6 separate regions of the Homo sapiens genome follow, and regions 1, 3, 4, 5 and 6 are each linked to region 2. The links are chromatin contacts, found by Hi-C or POLR2A ChIA-PET in ENCODE. All regions are on one chromosome and are shown on one strand. Each heading gives the region's core, a stretch centred on a gene start or an enhancer-like site at or near the end of the contact. The rest is flanking DNA. Distances are from core to core; before and after follow the strand shown. Region 1 has its middle 53 kb from the start of PCED1B-AS1. Region 2 holds the start of SLC38A1 (solute carrier family 38 member 1). Region 3 holds the start of RAPGEF3 (Rap guanine nucleotide exchange factor 3). Region 4 holds the start of ANO6 (anoctamin 6). Region 5 has its middle 40 kb from the start of LINC02416. Region 6 holds the start of ASB8 (ankyrin repeat and SOCS box containing 8).

Region 1 (3,572 bases), core at 4-2,503, 1.0 Mb after region 2:
TTACTCACTCCAGAGCCCTAGGGGTGGGATGAATAAAAGGGCTAAGGGAAACAAAACATGTGCTTGGAGAACTCCCTCGTTATAGAAACCAGGAGAGGAAAAAAGGTACGTCTCCTCTGTATTGATCAGGGTCCCATCAGGTTATTAAATAGAAGATATTAAATACGAAGAATTAATTATAAAGGTGTTAGAGGAGCTAAAATAGTCACTAGGGTAGATGAGGCATCCCAAAGATTAGCAAGTGGGAAGCCACCACCCACCCTTAAGACTGGAGAGACAAAGGAAGGATCTGGGGGTCCCTTGATAGACACTAGCATTATAACAGAAATATTCAGGCAAGAGCTGGAGCCACAGAGGAGGGCAGCTACTGCCAGATATGCCTCCCATGGCAGAAAAAGAGGACAAGAAATACTTTGGCTTCCCCTTTCCTCCCAACCTCCAATCTCCAACAGTACCTCTCGCTGGTTAAGTGAGGCTAAAACAGGTGGTCAAGAGAGCCTGGGTATCATAGCTTGCAACAGTCAGACATACAGAGCAGACACAAAGGATGGATCTGGAGGCAAACAGTCAAATAACCAGCACAACATTTAACCAGGCAGAGTTTTGTTGCAATTTTGTTTGTAGACGAAAGAGAAATTTACATATCATACACCCAAACCTTTCTAAATGTCTCATCACCACTTTTTGAAATTTCTCTCCTGCAGCAGCTGCTATGTCGTTTTGTTTGTTTGTTTTATTTTTTTGCGATGGAGTTTCACTCTTGTCGCCCAAGCTGGAGTGCAATGGCGCAATCTTGGCTCACTGCAACCTCTTCCTGTCTCAGCCTCCCAAGTAGCTGGGTTTACAGGCGCCCGCCGCCACGCCCAGCTAGTTTTTTTGTATTTTTAGTAGATACGGGGTTTCACCATGTTGGCCAGGCTGGTCTCGGACTGCTGATCTCAGGTGATCCACCTGCCTTGGCCTCGCAAAGTGCTGGGATTACAGTCATGAGCTACCGTGCCTGGCCAGCAGCTGCTATGTCTTGCTCCATCTTTCTTCCCCACCTCAGCTCTGTCTCCATTCCACTGGCTCTCTTCTGCTCCCACCATTCTCTGAATCCCCTCAACAAAAGCCTTGTCCAAAAGCCTGGGGAACTACAGTTTACTCCCTCCTCACCCTCTCTATCAACAATGACTCTCCTAGGGACTCCCTCGGTGACCACTCAGAGCTTTGAGATTAGGTAAACAGTGTTAATATGACCAACTTGGAACTTGCAGCTTAGTCAAGCCTGAGACAGTCAAGTTACCCAGATAAGGATAGACCATGCACCTACTTAAAATAACAGCATCAACAGGAGTTCTTCTGCTTCCCTTCCTGTTTCAAATTATAGCAATTGACCACTTAGTTACATTGGTTAATGCCCAAGACAAAAATGCAGCCCATCTCTTCCCCACCTGGCCTGCATATATGTTCATTTTGCATTTAGCAGAACTGAAAGGACTTCTTTCTGTTTTATTTTCTTGTAACCACAGAATTTAAATATCTACTGTTTTGTTTGTGGGCTCACAAAGAGGGTGAAAATCATTGCTATTTTATTTCAAACAAAATAAAAGATTACAGTCTTCCAATTAGAATAGGACTTAAAACATAGTAAGAATTTAAAAGCCATGTGCTGATTCATGGGAAAACATTAAGACACAGATGGGTTACACGATTTACTCAAGGTCATACCACTGAAGCAATGACTTTATTATCAGAACTATAAAGAACAACACAAATATTTACATGATTAATATTTTGTTGATAGTAATGGGGCTAGAATTAGAATATGGATTTTACGCTGCTCCAATCCCTGTCTGCTAACTCTGTTAGACTGTGTTTCCTACACACTGGAATTGCAGGATAGTTGCTGGATGTTCAGGCTGTGTGGTCGTGTAGGCATGGGTACAAATCCCAGCTCTGCCACCTGTTAGCTACGTGACCTTGGACCAGCCCCTTAACATCCCTTAGTTTTGTTTTTGGATCTAAAAAATGGGGTATGTACCTTCCGCACTAAGAGGGATAAGGGTTCAGTGAGATGATGTATGTTGTTGGGGAGGAAAAATTTTTCCTCTACTCTCTTCTTTTGCTGGGGGCGTGCAAATTAACCTAACAAAAGACAGACTAACAAAAGAGCAGACACAAAATTTTTATTAATATTTACATGCACAGGAGTTCACAAAAAAGGAGTGAAACTCAAAGAAGTGGTTAGACTCTGGTGATGGGTTGTTCTTCCCTTACTGGCACAGAGGAAACACCTTCACAAAGGCAAATTTGTGCCCTGCTTTTAGTCAGATAAGGGGAGAGGAAAGAACTCTTTCTGCATCTGTTGATTCTCAATTGCTTCCAGCTGAAAATAATCCTTACACTAAAGTGGCATATTTTGGGGTGGCATATTCTGATCCCCTTCCATGTAAAGTGCCTCAGCACCAGGTCTGATTAAAGTTAAGTGCTAAATAGCCCACTATCATTAGAAAAGTCTGTGTCCCCACCTTGTAGTAATAAAGCTCAGACACAACAGGATGTCATAGGAAGGGAATGAGGCATGTTTTTCTTTTCTCCAGTTTTTCTGCCTGGGCTTCCCTGCAAGTAAGATTATCTACATTTAAAACATATTTGATCGGCCAGGCGCGGTGGCTCACGCCTGTAATCCCAGCACTTTGGGAGGCCCAGGCGGGCAGATCACGAGGTCAGGAGATCGAGAACATCCTGGCTAACACAGTGAAACCCCATTTCTACTAAAAATACAAAAACAAAATTAGCCAAGCGTGGTGGCGGGTGCCTGTAATCCCAGCTACTCGGGAGGCTGAGGAGGGAGAATGGCGTGAACCCGGGAGGCAGAGCTTGCAATGAGCCAAGATCACGCACTGCACTCCAGCCTGGGCGACAGAGCGAGACTCCGTCTCAAACAAACAAACAAACAAAACAAAACATATTTGATTCACCTTAAATGGCTACTCATATCTGTCCTTTCCTCTGCAATGCTCTGCCTTGATCCTGGTCCAGGTTTATCTGGCATAGACTGCCCTCTGTCCAGCTCCTGTCTACCCCTCCTGGATCACAAACCAGAGAAAATGCAGAATCTTTCATGGGCTCCCTACTGCCTTCAGTGTGAAGCTCAAGTGCAAAGCCCAGCACCATCTATTCTGTACCTAACTTCTTAGTCTGAATCTCTTCACCTCTTTTCCCCAACCCCGAACTAATGGCTACCACTGACTCAGGGGAGCCTTCTCCTGCCTTCATGCCTTTGAATGGGGGGTATCGCTGCATGAAGCTCCTCTCTCCCCTTTACCCACTCAAGAGTCACTTACTCTTGGTAATATTTCTCAGTTGCCCTGCTTCACCCCTATTCTCTCATCCTGGCCAAGTTAGATGCCCTTCTGAGTCCCCTCTTCTCTACAGAATTTTAATTGTGCATTTTCTTCTTTGTCTCTGCCTTTAAGTTATGAACACTTTGAAGAAAGGACCATATTTAGTTCATCTCAGAATCCCAGTGCCCAGCACAGACCTGGCATAGGGTAGGCACTCCTTAAATACTTACTGAATGAATTATG
Region 2 (3,994 bases), core at 1,495-3,994:
CTTTCATTAAATGGCCTTAATTCATGAAGCATCATAAAAAATATACATAAACAACATACATATAGGTTTAAAGCTCCAAAACACCTTTAAAATCTATTCATCTATCTGTTCAATTATATTACAGTCAAAGAAGAGTGCAATAAGTACTTGCTGTTCCTTCTTCCTGTTCCTTCCGCTGGCCTTCTTCCCTCAATTATGGAAATAGCTGATCCCTTTTCATCATTCGGGTCTGAGGACAAATGTTATACCCTCACACCGCCCCTCCCGGTGAGTCACTCTATTTCAAGCATCCTCCCCCATCACATGATCCTGTTTTATTTCTTCATTGCACTAAGAATACCTGAAATGTATATGCCTACATTTATATAGTCTATTTCCCCCTGAGAACGGAAGCTTCATAGAAGGTGAAACAAATCTTGTTAGTTGCTGCCAGTCGCACAGTAAGCCCTCTGTAGAAAATGTTTATTGGCCACATTTTTTTAAAAAGCGAATAAACCTCAAGATTAAGACCTCAAACCAAACTATTCCAGTTTCCAATTGCTTACAGCGACATACTGAGAAATCGAGTGACTCTCAAGAGAAAGGCCATTTTGAGGCTGGGGTCGAACCAAAATCCAGGGGGTCCACACCAGGTCAGTACCCCGGAATTGGCTGTTTTGCAAGATTTCGGGAGTACCAAATTGGCATGAGACATTTGACAACGAGGCCAGCCATGCACCGAGCTCAGGTTTTATTTCCGTTGTCCTTCTGACGTCAGAAAAAGCACGAGTTGCTGCACAGTTTCTTTTATCAAGGTGACAAATTACACCCTCGCTGGGCCCTGCATTCTGCAAACCATAAATTTATTTTCCTCCTCCCCCTTATATTGAAAAATGTAAAAACCCACTGCAGAGAGGTCAAAACCCCTTCCAAACGCAAATAAATACCGTTTTCTAGCAGAGGCGTCTTTTTTCACTTTTGCTACACACATCACCGCGGATTCGTCCGAGAAAGTACGTGATCCTGGCGGCAGTTAGGTTTCTAACAGAGAACGAGGGTTTGTACAAACCCCGGGTCCGCGCCGCAGAGCAAGACAAAGGACTCTGAATTGTAGCACCACCTTCCCCAGCCCAAGGCAGCCTGTGAAAGGCACTGGGAGCGGCGTGACGCGGGTACCGCGAAATTCCTTTTGCTGCCATATGCACTTGTGCCTTCTCTAACTACAGTTCAGCACAAACCTCAGGCGGGCGATTTGGCAGGCAAACGGTGCCCAGGCAGCCGGGTAACCTACTGGGTCCCAGTGGGTGCTGGGGAGCCCCATGCGCCAGGAGGTGGATAATTTAGGGGGCAAGGGGCTCGCACAAGGGCGAAGATGCGCTCTCCTCCCGGCACCGACCCACGCGTTTAAAGGCCTCTGCGGCAACGTTTAGGGACGCGAACTAGGTGCCGGGGGTTGGGGAGGAGGTGGGACTGGAAGCGAGAGCAGTCTGCGCCCAAGACCGCGCAAGAGGTGGCCTTTTGTTCGCTGGCTCCAGCACATCCCGGCTCTCGAAAAAACACTACCTCTGTCCCCTGCCACCCTCTGCATTTTAGAAAATCCTCTTCAGGGCAGGAAAGGACAGTGAGTCACTGCAAGCATCCTTTAGTAATTTCTCCCCGCGCCCTCCTACTTCCCCGCGTTACAGAGGGGCAGAGCACCAGGAAGGACGGCAAACATGCCCCGGTTTAGTGGTGGTCCGCGGCCGCTACCCAGCCGGCCGCACGCAGCACCCCCCGGACATCACACGATCTCCTCTGGGCCTTGCGGACACAGGAAATTTTCACCAAAGGCCGGGGATTCAAACACTCCCAGAACACGGTCGCGCCCTCGGGTCAGCTGCGCTCTCCCTCCAGACGTGCGTGGTTCCTGGCTCTCGTAAAAATGGAACCAGATCTGGTACCACACTCTGCCACAGCCACAGGAAAACACACCAAAGTCACAGGAAAACAAACCAAAAAGTAAGCCACAGCCCACGCAAAGGTGAACTCGGGGGCCCTGGCGCTTCCTCCCGCTGCCGCGTGCGTTCGGGAAGCACAGGAGACCTGGACTTTTCCTCTCCTAAAAGCAACATCCGAAAGCATCGGGCACAGCCGAGCTCTCTCTGCTTTCACGCCCGCAGAGATGATTTCTACGTTACCTCCTCCTCCGACATCTAAATCTCCCCTTGCCGCTCGCCCAGCCCTCCCCGGGAACGGATAATCACCTTACCTCCGGAAATAAAGGGAAAGGTGGCAAAAGGCGATGTGGAGGTGTCCGCCCTTCCGGGGTTTTTACCCTCGGCAGTTTGATGTCCTTTGTGTCAAGGTCTGGCTGCGGAGGCCGGGAAAATGTGGCCCCCGTCAGTAAGGGTTGGGCAGGGAGCTTGGCGTGGCCTGGCGGATTTCGGAGGAAGGTGAAGGGCGGAGGCTCCTGGCGACCTTCTGGCGGAGTGGCGTGGCCGCCCCAGTCCGCGCTCGCCTGGCTCTCCTCCTTTCCGGGCCGATTGCATCAGAATCTCCCCTCACCACCAACCCCCACTCACACTCTGCTCGCCGGCCTCGCACTTACATCGACATGCACCGGCGCTGAGGGTCACGAATCGGAGTCATTCTCCTACTGGGGGACGCGTGGCCCTTCCGCAACCATGGCTTGTGATGGTTTAACGCGGACAGGCCATTCCTCCCCGTCCCGCGCGCGGTCTCCTCCCCTCCTGTGCGCCCGCTCTTTAACCAAAGCTGCGTGTCAGTGAGCCGTGCCGGTCACATGGTGTCACTGCTGGCGGCCGCACCTTGCTGCCTCCCTCTTGCAGCTCTCTGACGATGCAGCGACCGCGGCTGGCGGAGATTGAGCAACGGGGAAAGGGTGAGGGAGGGGTTGCGGGGCGCGCGTGTGCCCGGCGCACTGAAGCTGGCACCGGGAGCAGAGGCTGCGCGCCGCCCTGGCACCTGCCCCTCTCCCTCCCGGGGCCCGGCGGCGTGTTCGGAACCCAGCTGCGGCTGCAGCTGGAGAATGAGAGCCCTTAGGGATGGGGGTGGGGCGGCTAAAGGGGCACCGGCGGAGGACAGGAGGGCTGTGCGTTCCGCTGGGGCCTGCATTTTGGGTACGCCAGAGCCCCGCCGGGGCCGAAGGAGCGAGGGAGTTGCATTGTGGGAAGGGCGCAGCATGAGGATGGCCGCGGGAGTGGCAGGTCCGAGCGCAGCCCGGAGAGCCGCGGGCAGCGCCTGGGACTACGGGCAGCGTTGGAGCGGAGGGCTGGCCCTGGGCACAGCCTGCAGATGGCCCGGGTTGGCGGGAAGGGGACCGAAGTGGCAGGGGCGGCGGGGAGCTCGGGCACCTTTAAAAACCCTTTGTCCCTAACCTGAAGCGGGAGGCACCTCCCCTCTTCCGGATCCAGCACCCGCAGACCTGGTCAGCCCTTCCTGAGATCTGCCCTGTGGAGCTCTGCTTTGGGGACTGGGTGTGAGGTGAACCAGAAGGATTTGCTGAGCACCGAGAAAGCACCGGCCTAGGCGCAAAGAGCCGGGGGCCAGCTCTTGGAGGGCCTGGAGACCCCACGTGGTCCCGACCGAAGGACCTGGTGCGTCCAGGTTAACGGAGCTGGGGCGCTCCAAGTCCGGGGGACGAGGGAGCGGCATGGAGGGGAGCAGGGGCAACTGGGCCTGGTTCCCTTTTTTCCCGCTTACTCTTTGTTTCAGACACAGCCCCCTTTCACTGGCTGGGCACTTGCTTGCAGAGGAGTTGTGTCTTAAAATGGCGACAGGAAATCCCACCTGCGCCTCAGCCAATTAGACTGTCATAGCGCGAATTTGCAGGGTGGAAACGCGAGCTTTTTATTGATAGGGAAGGTTCAGTCTCCTGTTCATGGTTCATCAAAACAGGAAAGGGAAGGTGAATCATAATTCAAAAATTAACTACCTGGAGCGTTTCAAGTAGACAGTAGTCATTGTATTTGGGTGAATTTTGCTTTTTCATCACCACTGGAAAAGCAAGATGATA
Region 3 (3,773 bases), core at 70-2,569, 1.5 Mb after region 2:
ACACAAGTACCTAACTCAATGCCGGCTCACTGAGGTGACAGATAAACAACAAATCCCTTTCCCCTTCCCCCCATGCCCAAACAGAGACATTTGGGCAGAACACACACACAGACACACACACGTTGCAGCTGTGTGAGCCACCCACGCACACTGCAGACAAGCTTCCTGACCCAGTGTCCACGGCAGCTGTACCACTGTACACCCCCAGAGCAAGCTGGGCCACCAGCAGCATGCCAAGCCATGATCTAGGCCCCCCTCTAGCTCTGGTACTGGCCCTGGCACCTGGGCAGGTGAAAGGTACTCACCCAGCGCAGCCCCTGGATGCAGCTCGGACGCTGGTGCTCCAGCAGCAGCTGGTAGGAGCAGCTTCGGGGCCGGTGCATCCTTCTCAACACCATGTTGAGTAGTGTCCCCTCCGGCACCACGTCAGGGAGGGCTCCCACCCGCGGTGCTCCCAGAGCTGGGCTATCCTCCACAGCCAGGCCCACCTGCCAGCAGCTCTCACCTGGCCAGCCCACCTGTGACACGGGGAGGAAAGTGGACAGCCATGGGACACGACTGGGGCGGCTGGGCCACAGTACAACTGCCCCAGGCAGAACTACTTCCTTAGAGTCCTCTGGACTGGTCAGGCGGAGGTGCTGCAACCCTGCCAGGAGCTGGGGGGAGGAACAGGAAGACCTTCACTGGGGCCTGCCGGTCTGGCGCACTTAGGGGTCTCCAGCTGGCTCTTGGAAAAGATCAGGCCCTTCTTAGTCCTCTTTGGAATTCTGTCCCATCTCACTGCCCATGCCCCTGCAGGGATCTCCACTACCTCCCAGTATGAAGCTATAGATTCACTAGGTCTCCCAGAAATGCAGCTTCGGCTTAAACCCTTCTCCTCTCCTCCTCAGCCCTGACTAACCCTCCCTCTCCCACCCAAACTCCCCACCGTGTCAGCTTCCTCTCCCGCCCTCTCCTGCTCCTCCTCAACCCTGACCCCACCTTACCCACCTTCATGTTTCTTTTCAAGCTCGCACAGCCGTGCAGGCTCTAGCAAAAGGCTGGGGGGTCCCCAGCGACCCCCATCAGCTTTGATAAGGGGATCCGGAGGGTGCCAGTGGGTAAGTCCAGGTACAGTGAACTGGGCCAGTGCCTAGCTGGACTGGCTGCCAGGGCAGCAGGATGCAGGGCTCGGTGGAGAGGCTCCTCTTGGGTGAGTAGAGGGGTGGGGGCGTGGTGGGGGGACGCCACCCAGCCACCGGCGACAGGGAGCCCCGAGCCTGCGCCTTCGTCTCAGACGAAGGAGCCAGCTGGCACCGGGCGCTGAAGCAAGGCTGCGCTGGCACCGGTCCGGGCGGGAGCTGTCACACCCCCTGCGCTGCCCGCCCCCTTCCCCTCCCCAGGACTGGCGGAGGGGGCGGGGTGGAGGCGCCCTGCCTTACGGTAGAGGAATGCGTAGGGGAAGGGGGCCGGCACTGGCAGGCTTTGGAGTCCGCACCCGGGGGTACCAGAGTGGACATCCGCCTGAGCCCAGAGTATCCCCAGGGGGCAGGAGCGGCCCCGAAGTGTGTGGAGGAGGCCGCAACGGCCGGGGTGTCAGGGATCCGGCGGTGAGTGGCTGCACTGGCCGCCACGTGGCCGGGAGGAGAAATGCAAACAAGGAAACCGGGGAGAGCGGGGAGGGGGTGAGTCACTGCGGCCTCACCCGGGAGGGAAATCCGGGCTGGGGCCGCTTCCCGGCTGGGGGTGTCTGCCTCCTGTTTCGGTTCAGGGTCTCCAGCCGCCCGGGGGAGGGAATAGGCGGCTTTCCCGCGGGGAATCCCGCTGCCTTGCCTCCCACAGTTCCGTTCCCAGACCCACGCCCCACTGCCCCCTGCCCCAGCACACACACACCGGGAGCAGTTGAGGAAACTGAGGCTGGAGAGGAAGGACTGCTCTCCAGAACGGGTAGGGGCCCTAAGAGGAGATTGGGGTTGTGGCAGAGCTTCCAGGGGAGCAGAAGGTGTTCGAGTACCACGCCCCCTACCGCGCGCTCCCTGGTGGCCGGGTAGGTTGAGGCGGAGACCGGGCATTCCAGCGCCCTGCTAGGCAGGCTTGCTACCGAGGCTCCACGCCTCCCTGGGCCTCAGTTTCCACCACTGTGCAAATGGCCCAGCGCGGGCCTCTTCGCCCCACTCCTGAGAGGGTGGAGAGACAGTGGCCGGGGACAGCGACCCGTAATTCAGGACGATAATGAGGGTTTGGAAGGAGGTGAACGCCCCACCCCCAGCTTTTTAGGACTTTTTGCCCCTTCTCTTCCCTTTTCCCTTTGCTGTTGAGCCAGCCCAGACTGGGAAGAAGTATCTCTAAAAAGCCTATACCCCAATTTTGGGATGCCAAGCCCGCATCCTCCACCATGATTATTTTCTTGAAAGTGAGGAGAAGACTGGGAAGAGGTAGCTCTAAGAAGCCTATACTCCCAATTTTGGGATGCCAAGCCCCCATCCTCCACCAATTATTATTTTCTTGAAAGTGGGGAGAGAAATTTTAATTGTGATTAAAATCCCATTTTTAATGTATACATGTATAAAAAATGTTTCCCAGAAGCTTACTAAAATGCAGGCTCCGTCCCCAGCAATTCATATTCAATCCTATTGGCATGAAATGGAAAATCTGTATTTGGAACAAACACCCCAGGTCATCTGCTGTGTCCACACATTAAGAAACGCTGGTGGAGTTTTAAATGCCTCTCCGGGGAAGGAGGAAAGCCTGAGAATGAATCTGACCTCAGACCCAAATCCATTCAACGGAGTTCTGGTAATTTGGAAGAAGGAAGAGCAACCTGGAAACTGACAGGAAAGGATGACAAGTTGGGAGTCACAGGTATGCATGGGGAAGAGTTAGGGGGATGGAGTCATGAGTTTCGGGTTGCTGGGGCCAGTGCCCTGGCCTAGAAGTTCTTGCAGGAAGGCTTCCTGAGACTGGCAGTTGGGTCACAAAGGGGTCCCCTATTTCCTATTCTTGCTGCCCTTACTCTGGGCAGGTGGAAGATGCTGGGGAGTGAGGCAGGACACTTGTATACATTTCAGCAGAGCTACAAAATCTAATCATGTGCGGGCACTCTTTCAAGTGCTTTCCATGTGTTTAATCCCTGCCACGATCCTGTGAGGTATGTACTTCTGTTATCCTCACGTCACAGATGGGGAAACTGAGGCTCAGGGATATTAAGGAAATTGCCAAAGTCACACAGCTAGTAAATGGTGGAGCTGGGGCATGAATCCAGGTTGTCTGTCTCCACGTACTCACCATGGTATACTGCGTATACTCTGTATGTATTCTATTCTTCTAATGTAGACTAGACTGCCTAGGAGAGTCTACTCAAAAAAGGAAAATTGAGGCCGGGTGCGATGGCTCACGCCTGTAATCCCAACACCTTGGGAGGCTGAGGTGGGGGTGAATCATGAGGTCAGGAGTTCAAGACTAGCCTGACCAACATGGTGAAACCCTGTCTCTACTAAAAATACAAAAATTAGCCAGGCGTGGTGGCGTGCGCCTGGAATCCCAGCTACTCAGGAGGCTGAGGCAGGAGAATTCTTTCAACCCGGGAGGCGAAGGTTGCAGTGAGTCAAGATCATGCCACTGAACTCCAGCCTGGGCGACAGAGCGAAACTCCATCTCAAAAAAAAAAAAAAAAGGCAGGGGGGAAATCGAATATGTTTGTGTTGAGGTGTGGGGGAGCCTCAGGGAGCCAAGGATCACTCAAATCGGTGAAAATGAAACTGTCCCAACCCACTCCCCCACCTATGTTCCCCTTC
Region 4 (3,849 bases), core at 656-3,155, 1.1 Mb before region 2:
GACATGTCTCTGGAGGTGGTTTATGAAGAGGCTATGAGCACTGATTCTGAAACAAGCTGTTGAGGTTTCAATCCTGGCTCCACTATTTATTCCCTGTGTGATTTTGGACAAGTTGCTCAAGTTGCCTCACACCTGAAGAAAAATGATAACACTTTCTAGGGTTGTTATGAGGGTTGAATGACTGGATGCTTATAAAACATGTAAAACTTTTCCTAGCACATAAAAAGTACTACACAAAAATTTGTTAAAAGAAAATTGTAAAAATTGATCATGTAACCAAAACACTTTTGAAGTTTCTACTTTTAGTGAGTTTCACAAGCTCAGGGGAGAGTGTTCAGTGAAAGGAAACAATCTCTTCTCATCTTTCTTCTCCCATCATTTTTTTCTCCTATCTTCAGAGTACTGTATTGTTGTCTCTTTATACTAAAAACAATTCTGTTTATTCAAAAAAAGTACCTCAAGAAGCAAGTATAGTGTTTCCCAGGTATTTTCTTAAAAGTAATTTCATCATGTCTTTTCATGTATATATTCATGTCTATTTTCCCACTTAAGATTGGTCCCAATGTTTTCTTTCTTTCAGAGAGAACATTAAAAATGTTAGGAAACTGAGGTGCAAGGATTGCTGGAGGCCAGGAGTTCGAAACCAGCCTGGGCAACATAGTGAGACACCCATCTCTACAAAAAAATTTAAGAATAAGCCCCACATGGTGGTGTGCTCCGCTTGTAGTTCTAGTTACTGAACTCCCACCTCGGCAACAGAGCGAGACCGTCTTAAAAAAAGTATGTGGAAGAAAAAACATGCACAGTAGATTTAGTGTTATTGTGATAACCCTAGCACTTCAGTGGAAAAAATATAAACAATTTCAATGAGTAGACAATAACACATATAACCAAGATTTCAAATATACCTTCTAGCCCTTTTGAGAAGTCAAAATTGAACAACCTGAATGTACCAGCTTTTTTGAAAAAAGTTTTGTAGACACGCGATCCCCAAAACCTGCCGTTCAAACAACTCCAAGGGTCTTTAAAGTACTAAATCCCTTTGTATTTGTCCTATCGGTCCCTTTGGTTTCCAGGAAAGCATTAAAAATAAAAATAAAAACTCTCTGCCTTAATTTTATTTCACGACTTTCTTTTCTCTTATTATAGCTTTCCACATTGCTTTAGAAGAGTTTACATCTAACTCTAGTGGTCTTCGGCTTCTTCTCCCTCTTTGACACAGAGGACTAGTTTCAATTGTACAAATAGGCTGGACGCTTCAGCGATTATCTTCCGACCACTCCCTGTGTGCTCGCGCGGGCGGAGTAGGGGGCGCTTCTCCACTCTCCGCGACCTCAATGTATGCGGAAATCCTCCTGCCTTTGTGCACACGTTTATTTAGAAAATTCTCTCCACCCCCACTCCCGTCCGTCCCGCCCCTTCTTCTTTTGCTTATTCTCTGAGTTTTGCCTCTCCTCCCACCCCGACTCCACCGTAATCTTAACCTACCCGTACAGATTCCACTTTCCCACTTCGGAGCTAGAGTAATTTAAGATCCCCCCATTATTAGCTCCACGTCGCCTTTAAAAGCCATTCAAACGAGTTCGCCTTCCAGGGTTCTGCAGTTGTGCTGCAGCAGCATTTCCCTCCTCTCCAGTATCAGACGTTAAAACAAAGCAAGCCACAGTGTGTGTCCACAGACGACCTTGGAACGAAAAGCTGCCCTGTTTGGGATCAATGCTCAGGGAACCCAGTCCACTCCCGCACTCACGTGTTCCCGCCTTGCCCTCCAGCTAGTTCCCCCGCGCGCAGGATCGCACTACTCCCTCTGCAGTCTCGCCTGCCGACTTCCTTCTGCGCGCCTCGTAAAACCGGGGAAGTTCAATCATTCCGCAGCGAGCCGCGGCGGCCGCACTGGGCATGCTCAGTCTCCGGGCTCCGCTCGGCAGGCGAGAGGCGTCCTCCGGCTCTGGGCTCCGGTCGGTGGGTGCCTCGGCTCGGCTTTCCCCGGCGCTGGCTGGGCTCAGCGGCCCCTGAGCCCAAGCGACACACGCCCCGCGGTCCCCGATCCGGCCCCTGGGAGAGCCGCGCCGTTCTGGAACCCGGGAGCCCCCAACTTCGCGCCAAGTTCGGAGCCGCCTTCTGAGGGAGACATGAAAAAGATGAGCAGGAATGTTTTGCTACAAATGGAGGAGGAGGAGGACGACGACGATGGGGATATCGGTGAGCGAGGGGTCCCCGCGTCCCCACCCGAGAGCCCGAGCCGACGCGGGAAGAAGTTCGGGGACTGCGCGGGGGCGCTGTGCTCTCCGCGGGGGAGGTTGGCCGAGACGCTCGGCCGCTCCGGGCAGGGGAGGAAGCCCGCTGTCCCCGGCTGCTTGCAGACTGAGGCCCCGGTGCGGCCCCTGCGGGGCTGAGGCGCGGGGCGCGTGGTGGCCCCGAGGACAGGCTCCTGACGGGCGGGGGATGCTGCCCCTGAAAAGCCTGGCAGCTGCGGGGACGCCTCTGCGTGCGGAAGTCTCCACTCAGAAGCAACTTTGGGGTCACTTCCCCGACTCGCAGAGTGCTAGGGTTGCCCAGGAGCCTCGGCACTGGGGCGAGCCCCCTGGGCGGGGTCCGGGGAGCAGGCCCGCATTTGGAGGACAGGGTGTGACCCATCTGAATCCTCGTTAAAGTAAAAGCCGACCGACGGCTCTGGGAGGTTTGAGGCCTGGCGGGGCGGCCCCGGGAAGTGATTTGTGGCCGCTAGGCGCGCGCTGGAAACCCTTTCCCATCTGCGGAGCCCACCGGAGCTGTGATCGGAGGAGGAATTCCCCCAGGCAGGGAGGACCGCAGGGCCTTTTTCACTCGTCCTGAGGGGCCCTGGGGCTTGGGGAGCAAACCTGGGGTGACCCATTTCTAGTTAGAGTTAAAAATGCATGGAAGTGACAAGACGAACGGAGGGAGAGCTGTTTTAAGAGCAAAAAAAGAAAAAAAGGGCAAACAAAAGGGATGAGAGGAGGTGAGGAAGGGGAAAGGAATGAGAGGACTAGAGAGAAAATCAGGTCCCTAAAGAGAACACTGTCGGGGGATGATGATATAATGTGTCCCTCCAGAAGACTCTAATTAAATTACCAAGCCAGTCTGTTGTGGCGACTCGGCTTAGTCTCCTGGATGCCAAATCAATTTTAAAGCAGAACATCCTGCTGATGTTCTAAAGCCCTGTTGTTATCTAATAACTTTAAAAGTAACTTAATTTTAGGAGTTGGGTGTGGTTTTTATTTCTGTTACATTTTGGGCACGGAATATTTCGATCAAAAAAATTTGGTAACTTCTTGGTTGTCCAGGGACAAATCGAATAGAGGAGATTACACTCCATGATTTAGTTTCACATTTCATTCATTCATTTAAGAACAATTTACTAGTTATTCATCTTTAAGGAGAGAGCAAATAGTAGTAGTTTTTATAGGAGAGAAAACTGAAGCGCACAGGTTGGTCTGCCCAGCTTCTCACACTTTCAAACCCAGGTTTTCTGACTTGTAAAACCAGTGAAGATTAATGCTCTTACCACTGGGTCACTCTGGCTGTTACTACTGTTTAGCAAGATTAAGTAGTACCTGATGATTACATAAAAATATAGGAGTGAAATTTAAAAAGTTACAATAAAATTGACACAGTCTGTTTCCCAGGAAAGTATTATTGTCTTTTATGGTGAGCTGCACTGTTTATAATGAGTATTGTAAGTAAATAAGGGCAGAAGCTCAAATGGAAACTGAAGTAAGCAAGAGGCTCTGAGCTTTGTTTTACTGTGCCAGCAGTAGATCTCAGTTTAGAAAGTAATTTGGTCTAGTCTGTGTTTACCTATTGAGGCATCGTATAAATTCATCTTAA
Region 5 (4,034 bases), core at 115-2,614, 1.0 Mb after region 2:
ACAATTTTATGTTGCACAATCGTATCCCATCAGCTTTGCCATATTCTACTGGTTAGAAGCAATTAACAAGTCTCACCCACACTCAAGGGGAGGGGATTTACACAAGACATGAATAGCATAAGGTGGGTGTATTAGTCTGTTCTTACACGGCTGTAAAGGATTGCCTAAGACTGGGAAATTTGTAAAGAAAAGATGTTTAATTGGCTCACAGTGCCACGGGCTGTACAAGAAGCAAGGCTGAAGAAGCTTCAGGAAACTTTCAATCATGGCAGAAGGTGAAGGGGAAACTGGCAAGTCTTACATGACAGGAGCAGGACAAAGAGAGAGCGGGGAGGTGCCACACAGTTTTAAACAACCAAATCTTGCAAGAAATCACTCACTATCATGAGAACAGCAAGGGGGTAATCCACCCCCACGATCCAATCACCTCCCACCTGGCCCCTTCTCCAACACTGAGGATTACAATTCAAGATGAGATTTGGGCAGGCCACAGACCCAAATCATACCAGTGGGCATCATGGGGGCCCTCTTAGACTCTGCTGCATGTTTCATTTCACGATTATTTAATATAATTTTTCATATAATAATTTGTCATATAAAGGAGGCAGATATTTAAAAATTGATCTGCTCAGGGTGTCAGATGCACTAGGTACACCACTGCCCTTTATCCTACTTAATTTTTGTCATAATACTTGCCTGATTTATTGTATATTTTCATTATTTTATATAACATTTAATATATTTATATATTTTATTAATATATAATGAACAATAAAAGTTTATTAATATATGTTCATATTTCATAGTCTATATTATTTAACATTTATTATATATTTTATGTGTTATTCACCTTGTATGTTTATTTGTTCATTGTCATCTCCGCCTTATAACCTCCTTAAGGGCAGGACTTTTTCTGGTGTGTTCACTATATTCAGCACCTAGAGCATTGGCTGGCACATTAGAAGAACTCAATAAATATTTGATGGCTAACTATGTGTAATGTTCAGAAGTGTTAATATAGGAGACTAGATTGTAAACTCCCCACGTATTTTAAAATCTCATAGATTTTTAAATTAGGTTTTATATGAACCACCCTCTAGCCTTTTAGTTTTCCCCTAGCTTTACCTCCTCATTTCTAAATTTGTTTGTATTTCTAACCCTGTACTTTGTCAATGTGATACTAAAATAGCTGAATATAAAGTGAGATTTTGGTAAATGACCCATGATTTTTTTTTTAGTAATACCAAATGACAGTCCATCATAGCCAGTCTGTCTTCTGGCAGCCCTGATTTCTGAACTTTGCACATATTGGAGATTATTTTGCTTCTTTCTACCTACAGAACATGTAGGGGCCTGGGGATGTGGCAAGAATCTCACACCTCTTGGAAAGAGGAAGTGAAATTGGCCTTTTGCAACTTCATTTTAATAAAGGGCCTGAGTTAAAGTCTAATCCCAGCCGGCTGAGCCAGTGATAATGTAAGAGTGTGTGTGTGTGTGTGTGTGTGACCATTTTCCTTGGAGAATCCTGCTTCTTAGACTATAATCCTAGATATTATAAATGAATAAATAAATAAAGAACCATGAAACTCTGGTTGGCAGCGCAGGTTAATGATCTGATTGTGGCAAGAGAGGACCTTGAGTCTTATCAATTTTGTATGTTTGTACTGGGGGAGCTTGTAGGGAGGATAGGGTTGCAGCAAGTACTTGTGGAATATTGATGGATATTCAAGGCAAATATAGACCCAGGAATTATGAAGTAAGCACTTACAGGAATCCAAAAGCCCATAAATTAATGGACATCTCCAAAGCATTGTAATACCTTGATAGTATAAGAATCGTGCTCTCTAATAACTTAAAACATGGCCTTATTTTTGAAATCAAAACCTTCAGCATAAACACATGTCCCTTTTGTGCTTACATACCTTATGGCTGCCATTAGCTACAGCTCTTTATACATGGGGCACTGTATATTATTATTAAAACCATCCAGCAAAAAATGATCTCCTGTTGCAACTTTGAATGTACTTAGTGAAATAACTTTCCAGACCTCATAGAGCATTTGGAAATATTTTCCTTATATACAGAACTCTAACTACTAAGTACCATTCTTTCCCAAGGTCTTCAGAGTTCTTTTTTCTTTTCTTTTCTTTCTTCCTTTTTTTTTTTCTTTTTTGAGACAAGGTCTTGCTGCATCACCCAGGCTGGAGGGCAGTGGCATGACCATGACTCACTGCAGCCTCAACCTCCCAGGCTCAAGCAATCCTCCTGCCTTAGGCCTCCCAAGTAGCTGGGACTACAGGCGCATGCCACCACGCCTGGCTAGCTTTTTAATTTTTTTGTAGAGATGGTGTCTCACTATGTTACCCAGGCGGACAGAGTTCTTATTTCTAGGAATAATAACATGAATATTTACTCATTCATTAAAAGAGAAAGGTTTTACGCTTAATACTTTCGTTGTTCTGTTTTTTCTTAAGGTCAGCACCAGAGCTACTTAATAAATAATTGTGCTGTCCTGAAACCACTTTGGGGTAACTCAGCAGAGAACCCAGGCTGCCAACCCAGGGCAATATGAGTACAGTTCCTTCAGGCTGGGAGGGATCCTGGGCTTGTGGCCACCCTAGGGGCTGCATATTGTTGACTCAGGGAGAGCCATGCCTGCCTAAGGGTAGAAAGGGAAAGCCTGTAGCAAGCAGGAAGAGTTGATAGGTACTAAGATGGAGAACATTCATAATATAAAACCATTGTAACCACTTTTAAGTGCACAATTCAGTGACATTAAGTACATTCAAAATGTATGCAACCATTACCACTATCCATTTCCGGGACTCTTCCATCATTCCAAACTCCGTGCTCATTATACAGTAACTTTCCATTCACCCTGTCCCTCAGTCCCCGGTAACCTCTATCAAACTTTCTATCTCTATGAACTTGTCTATTCTAGGTACCCCATATAAGTGGAACCATATATTTGTCCCTTCTTGCCTGGCTTATTTCACTTAGCATGATGTTTTCAAGGTTCATCCATGTTATAGCACATGTCTGACTATTCATCATTTTAAAAATTCATCATTTTTAAGGATGAATATTTACATGACATTTTGTTTATCCATTCATCTGTCAAAGAGCAGTGAGGTTGTTTCCCATCTTTTGCCTACGGTGAGTAATGCTGCTATCAACACTGATGTTCAAGTATCTATTAAAATCTCTGTTTTCATTCTTTTGGGTGTATACCTAGGCAGATGAGGGTTTTGTTTTTGTTTTTGACCATCAGAGTTCCAACTGGTGCTACTTTTCCTTTTAAATACATTCTAGGTCTATTTGAGTTTTTTGTTTGTTTGTTTGTTTTTGTTTTGTTTTGTTTTGGGGGACAGGGTCTTCTTGCTGTGTCACCCAGACTGGAGTGCAGTGACACAGTGACATGATCACTGCAGCCTCAACCTCCCAGGCTCAAGTAATCCTCCCAACTCAACCTCCTGAGTAGCTGGGACTACAGGCATGAGCCACCGTGCCCAGTTGAGTTTTTAAAAAATTTTTGTAGAGAAGTGGTCTCCCTGTGTTGCCCAGGCTTCTATTTGTTACATAGTCATAACATCTTCCTACACCTTTTTTTCTGTCCCAAATAAGAATTACAGTGTGTTCATCAACTGGAGAAACAACTTCCCTATCTGGGTTTTCACCCAGAACTGCTCAGGTCCTCACAGCATCTGACAACAGCCAGTAGTTGAGTGTCTCTGCTTTCAAGAATTTCAAGGGTCAGGACCTCAGCCTGGGATTGGACCCCAAAAGTAAAGTAAACCATACTGCAATTTTGTGCAAAAAACAAAGATTAAGAGGACACAGGAAAGGGACAATATGAAAAATAATTTATTTTATTTTTATGACAAAAAGGAGTAGAGAAAATTAACATAGATGAAACATTTTTCCTTAAGCTTGTTTTAGTTTTGTTGATAAGATAGTAAGCAACAATGGGAATGGGAATTGACAAAGCCCAATTCATCTCTCATCTGATCCTTAACTGTACTGATGAGAGCATG
Region 6 (3,724 bases), core at 695-3,194, 1.9 Mb after region 2:
AAAATTAGCCAGGCATGGTGGCATGCACCACCCCTGGTAGTCCCAGCCACTTGGGAGGCTGAGGCAGGAGAATCGCTTGAACCTGGGAGGTGGCGGTTGCAGTGAGCTGAGATCGCGCCACTGCACTCCAGCCTAGATGACAGAGTGAGACTCCATCTCAAAAAAAAAAAAAATATATATATATATATGTATATATAGTCTTTTGCTTTATTTTTTTTTTTTTGAGGCGGAGTCTCACTCTGTCATCTAGGCTGGAGTGCAGTGGTGCGATCTCAGCTCACTGCAACCTCAGCCTCCCAGGCTCAAGCAATTCACGTTCCTCAGCCTCCTGAGTAGCTGGGATTTACAGGTGTGCACCATCACGCCCAGCTAATTTTTGTATGTTTAGTAGAGACAGGGTTTCACCATGTTGGCCAAACTGGTCTCAAACTCCTGACCTCAGGTCATCCACCTGCTTTGGCCTCCCAGAGTGCTGGGATTACAGACATGAGCCACCATGCCCGGCCTATTTTTGCTTTTTGTGATTGTGTATCCCTTTATATATTATATACTATAAATTCTGATAGTTTCTATTTTGTGAATCAGTAGCCATTTATAGTAGATGTAAATTCCATTAAAAGAATGCAAGTAAAAATATTCATATGTATCGATAATTCAAATTAGGTATTTTTCTCCCGTTATCATGCACGGATAAGCTGACACACTTGTTTATATGTCTCTATGACATTTTCTAGATAGTTTAGATTTGGCATGTGTTTTAATCTCTCCAGTAGCCACTAAACTGCTCTGAGACAAGTATCTGTATCTTATAATTTTTTTGTTTCAAGGAAAAAAAAAGACAAGTGCATTTGAGTTGGTAATTCCAAGAATGGCAGCAGAAGACAGAGCATCTAAAGCAGGAGGCTTGGACCAAAGTGGTTCTGTTGCCTGTAATCCCAGCACTTTGGGAGGCCAAGGCAGGAGGAACTCTTGAACCTGGAAGTTCAAGACCAGCCTGAGCAACATGGCGAGACGACCCCAAAACCCAATCGTCTCTACAAAAAAATTCAAAAATTAAAATAAATAAATAAAGTCGTTTTGTTAACCATTTCTGGGCCATGATAATCGGATGAAACTAAATCCTGAACTAATTTCCCGGGCGCTCTTGGGCTCTGGGCTAAGAACTCCTGAGAGTATGGTCAGTGGTCTGCTGCTGCCTGGAAGCTCCCGGTAAAGGAATGAAACTTCAGGGCAGACAGCATTCACTTCAGGAATGGTCAAGGAAAGCTAAATTCGATCTCACTAGACAGCAGCCCGTGTAAGGTTTGATCCCCTTGGAAGGCCCTTTCCTCTGCTAGAGCTGAAAGCCCTGTCTCCCTCGTTTTCTTTTGCTACGGGATCCAGAGAAAACACCAAAGGGCACTTACTGAGAAGCTGAAAAAAAAAAAAAAAAAAAGCAAACTGGAAAAGAGAAGACACAACAGCTCTGATGCGAGGGAGGCCTCGGCCCCGCCCCCTCCCGCCCCGGGAGAACCTTGGCCGAGCCTGCAGCGCCCGTAATCCCCACCGCACCTGCTGCGGGAGGGCCCGCGGCAGCTGTCTCGCTGAGGCTAGGGGGCGGGGGGCAAGGGCACGAAACGCAAGGACGTGCGGTGTCACTTTCTGCACGGGCTCTAAACAGATCGCAGCAATCCCGGTAGGTCCGGTACTGAAAGAGAATCACGCAATTTGCGCTGGGGGGCCTCAGACGCGGACCAACCCCCTCTTCGATCTGCCTTCTAAGGCCCGGAAATAAGTCTCAGCCTCGAGAACTAGAGCACTTCGACCAGGGAGTAGAGGAAGCGTTATTGGGCGTGGTACCCTGGGTTAGGAAACCTGGCTGTAGACCCACTCCAAGGACCGCACTCACCGAATTGCTGGGCTGAGGTGGGGGTTGAAAGCCGCTGTCAAGGCGTGACCCGGAAGCAGAAGCTGTCGGGGGCAGGCCCTCTGTTTACCGGACTAGAAGACCAACTAAGATGGGCGCCTGCGCACTGATGAGTGTTCGTCAGCGGGGCGCGCCTGCGCAGACTTGTGCAGCAGCTTTCGCCCTCCAGAGGCCTAGTTAGGGGGTTACTTTCTCCTTTTACTCAGAGGCTTTGCGCGCAGGCTCAGTGCAGCGTTCTCGGCCACAGCCGCAGGGTTCGGGTCTTGGTCCTGCAGCGGGGATAAAAAAGCTCAGGAACCCTGAGTGTTGGGCCGATTCTATATGGTTGCACCTGCGTGGACCAGGCCAGCAGGGGTCCATCCACAATGGTTCAGTTGCTTAGGAGACTAAACTCTTAGTAGGAAGTGTCTTTGACAAAAATACTTACAGCATTATTCATAATGGTGGAACGAATCTATGCTCCTTAGAACCCTCCTGTACATGTCCACCCTCCTTCAAGTAAACCATATCAAAGACAAACTCAACCACCCAAGAGGTGTAGTATTCTAAATGTAGAGGAATAAATGACCTTTATAACTCTTATTAGGGTTAATGAAACTTCCCGCACAAAAACATGATGACACCTCTGAGTGACAGACTTTCTGTGCAAAGCATAAACATTTTGAAGTCAGCAGCACATGGTGGTGGTGCATGGAAGGAGTGAAGCAGCAGCCCATTTAGGCAGACTGCAAGAGTTGTGGTCTGCCCGGTAGCCTGTTTAACCAGAGTGCCCCACACCTACTCCCCAGAGCTTGTTCTAAGCAACCAAATCTAACCAATTAGAGATTTAAAGCAGGCCCAGACAGATCATGTACATCAGTAAGAGGATGGTAAACTGAAAGTTCATGACCTGGTCTGAGGAGTGGGCCTCCTTTGAGCTCCAGACTCAAAGGAATTTTGCCAGGTAGGAATATGCCCTCCACTTCCTGCCACTGCACCATGGTGAGATCGTCCATTTTTCAAAAGAAGCTGAAATACAGATTTTTTTTAAAAAGTGAATTTTTCCAAGTTGCAAATGTTGGCAATGTTTTTATTATTATTATTATTATTATTATTATTATCATCATCATTATTTATTTTTGAGATGTAGTTTCGCTCTTCTCACCCAGGCTGGAGTGCAATGGCGTGATCTCGGCTGGCTGCAACCTCAGCCTTCCGGGTTCAAGTGATTCTCCTGCCTCAGCCTCCTGAGTAACTGAGACTACAGTCACCTGCCACCACACCTGGCTAATTTTTTTTTTGTATTTTTATTAGAGATGGGGTTTCACCATGTTGGCCAGGCTGGTCTCAAACTCCTGACCTCAGGTGATCCACCCTCCTCGGCCTCCCAAAGTGCTGGGATTACAGGCATGAGTCACCACACTGGACCACATCTCTCAAATTTCTTGGTTGGGAAATGCTGAAGTATATAAATTCTGGGAAACCATCAGCATCTTACAAATGTAAGAATGAGCGGAGTCTCCCAGGGAGTGATAAAATAGGCTCTCAATACAGGTTATTTTACTTATTTATTGAAAAACTGAGTACACTTTTATTTTACTTGGCCTGCAACTCAGTATATGCAGAAAACTACTCTATGTCACACTCATGATCAATATCTTCTTATTTCCATTTGGCATGTCATTGAAAACCTAGCCCATCACTTAGCTAAAAATCACATAAGAGACCCCTAGAGAAATCAAACTAACTTTTTTTCCCCCCAAACAATAGATCTCATCTTTATTAGTCAAATCAGTACCTGCTGATAGGGCAGTGGAGCAAGCCTGACAGTGATATTCA

Evidence for each region. Hi-C counts contacts between places; a loop is a spot of excess contacts on that map. ChIA-PET counts read pairs that join two places held with the same protein, here RNA polymerase II (POLR2A). Pooled maps may share reads with other maps.
Region 1: a loop to region 2 is called in a map of PC-9, with 5 times the contacts of the local background. The contact joins the enhancer-like site here to the promoter of SLC38A1 in region 2. A Hi-C loop is called at or near these places in 1 of 168 maps with a recorded cell type or tissue (PC-9) and 5 of 50 pooled maps. POLR2A ChIA-PET finds 5 or more read pairs at or near these places in 2 of 52 experiments (CD4-positive, alpha-beta T cell and activated naive CD4-positive, alpha-beta T cell).
Region 3: a loop to region 2 is called in a pooled map, with 5 times the contacts of the local background. The contact joins the promoter of RAPGEF3 here to the promoter of SLC38A1 in region 2. A Hi-C loop is called at or near these places in 1 of 37 single-sample maps with no recorded cell type and 7 of 50 pooled maps. POLR2A ChIA-PET finds 5 or more read pairs at or near these places in 1 of 52 experiments (PC-9).
Region 4: a map of OCI-LY7 shows a loop between it and region 2 (8-fold over the local background). The contact joins the promoter of ANO6 here to the promoter of SLC38A1 in region 2. A Hi-C loop is called at or near these places in 3 of 168 maps with a recorded cell type or tissue (K562, OCI-LY7 and naive thymus-derived CD4-positive, alpha-beta T cell), 2 of 37 single-sample maps with no recorded cell type and 12 of 50 pooled maps. POLR2A ChIA-PET finds 5 or more read pairs at or near these places in 1 of 52 experiments (CD4-positive, alpha-beta T cell).
Region 5: a loop to region 2 is called in a pooled map, with 3 times the contacts of the local background. The contact joins the enhancer-like site here to the promoter of SLC38A1 in region 2. A Hi-C loop is called at or near these places in 1 of 37 single-sample maps with no recorded cell type and 2 of 50 pooled maps. POLR2A ChIA-PET finds 5 or more read pairs at or near these places in 3 of 52 experiments (activated CD4-positive, alpha-beta T cell and activated CD8-positive, alpha-beta T cell).
Region 6: a loop to region 2 is called in a map of gastrocnemius medialis, with 6 times the contacts of the local background. The contact joins the promoter of ASB8 here to the promoter of SLC38A1 in region 2. A Hi-C loop is called at or near these places in 1 of 168 maps with a recorded cell type or tissue (gastrocnemius medialis) and 4 of 50 pooled maps. POLR2A ChIA-PET finds 5 or more read pairs at or near these places in 1 of 52 experiments (HEK293T).

What each region holds. Positions count from the first base shown.
Region 1 is chr12:47,267,823-47,271,394 of GRCh38, forward strand. No RefSeq gene overlaps it. Among named protein-coding and RNA genes, the nearest start is that of PCED1B-AS1, 53 kb to the left of the region's middle. RefSeq lists enhancers at 584-633, 2,974-3,572. Within about 2 kb of position 1,254, at least 3 of the 41 ENCODE cell types and tissues checked have a DNase peak (open chromatin) inside an H3K27ac peak, as active enhancers do.
Region 2 is chr12:46,266,299-46,270,292 of GRCh38, forward strand. SLC38A1 (solute carrier family 38 member 1) reads right to left here and starts at 2,745. Exons shown (of 17, transcript NM_030674.4): 1 at 2,228-2,745. It overlaps LOC105378248 (a long non-coding RNA gene), which reads left to right and starts at 2,773. Exons shown (of 2, transcript XR_001749101.1): 1 at 2,773-2,860. RefSeq lists enhancers at 236-1,219, 2,145-2,204, 2,203-3,185, 2,325-2,374, 2,425-2,524 and silencers at 2,935-3,114, 3,195-3,294.
Region 3 is chr12:47,757,561-47,761,333 of GRCh38, forward strand. RAPGEF3 (Rap guanine nucleotide exchange factor 3) reads right to left here and starts at 1,320. Exons shown (of 28, transcript NM_001098531.4): 1 at 991-1,320; 2 at 306-518. The coding sequence starts at 996. It also overlaps a transcript of SLC48A1 not described here. RefSeq lists enhancers at 531-1,199, 1,200-1,868 and a silencer at 1,140-1,489.
Region 4 is chr12:45,214,190-45,218,038 of GRCh38, forward strand. It overlaps ANO6 (anoctamin 6), which reads left to right and starts at 1,906. Exons shown (of 20, transcript NM_001025356.3): 1 at 1,906-2,202. The coding sequence starts at 2,133. It also overlaps the pseudogene PLEKHA8P1. RefSeq lists enhancers at 1,672-1,771, 2,782-2,911 and a silencer at 2,232-2,541.
Region 5 is chr12:47,311,572-47,315,605 of GRCh38, forward strand. No RefSeq gene overlaps it. Among named protein-coding and RNA genes, the nearest start is that of LINC02416, 40 kb to the right of the region's middle. RefSeq lists an enhancer at 1,248-1,297. Within about 2 kb of position 1,365, at least 3 of the 41 ENCODE cell types and tissues checked have a DNase peak (open chromatin) inside an H3K27ac peak, as active enhancers do.
Region 6 is chr12:48,155,571-48,159,294 of GRCh38, forward strand. It overlaps ASB8 (ankyrin repeat and SOCS box containing 8), which reads right to left and starts at 1,945. Exons shown (of 4, transcript NM_024095.5): 1 at 1,889-1,945. RefSeq lists enhancers at 1,729-2,251, 1,756-1,805, 1,826-1,875, 1,906-2,125.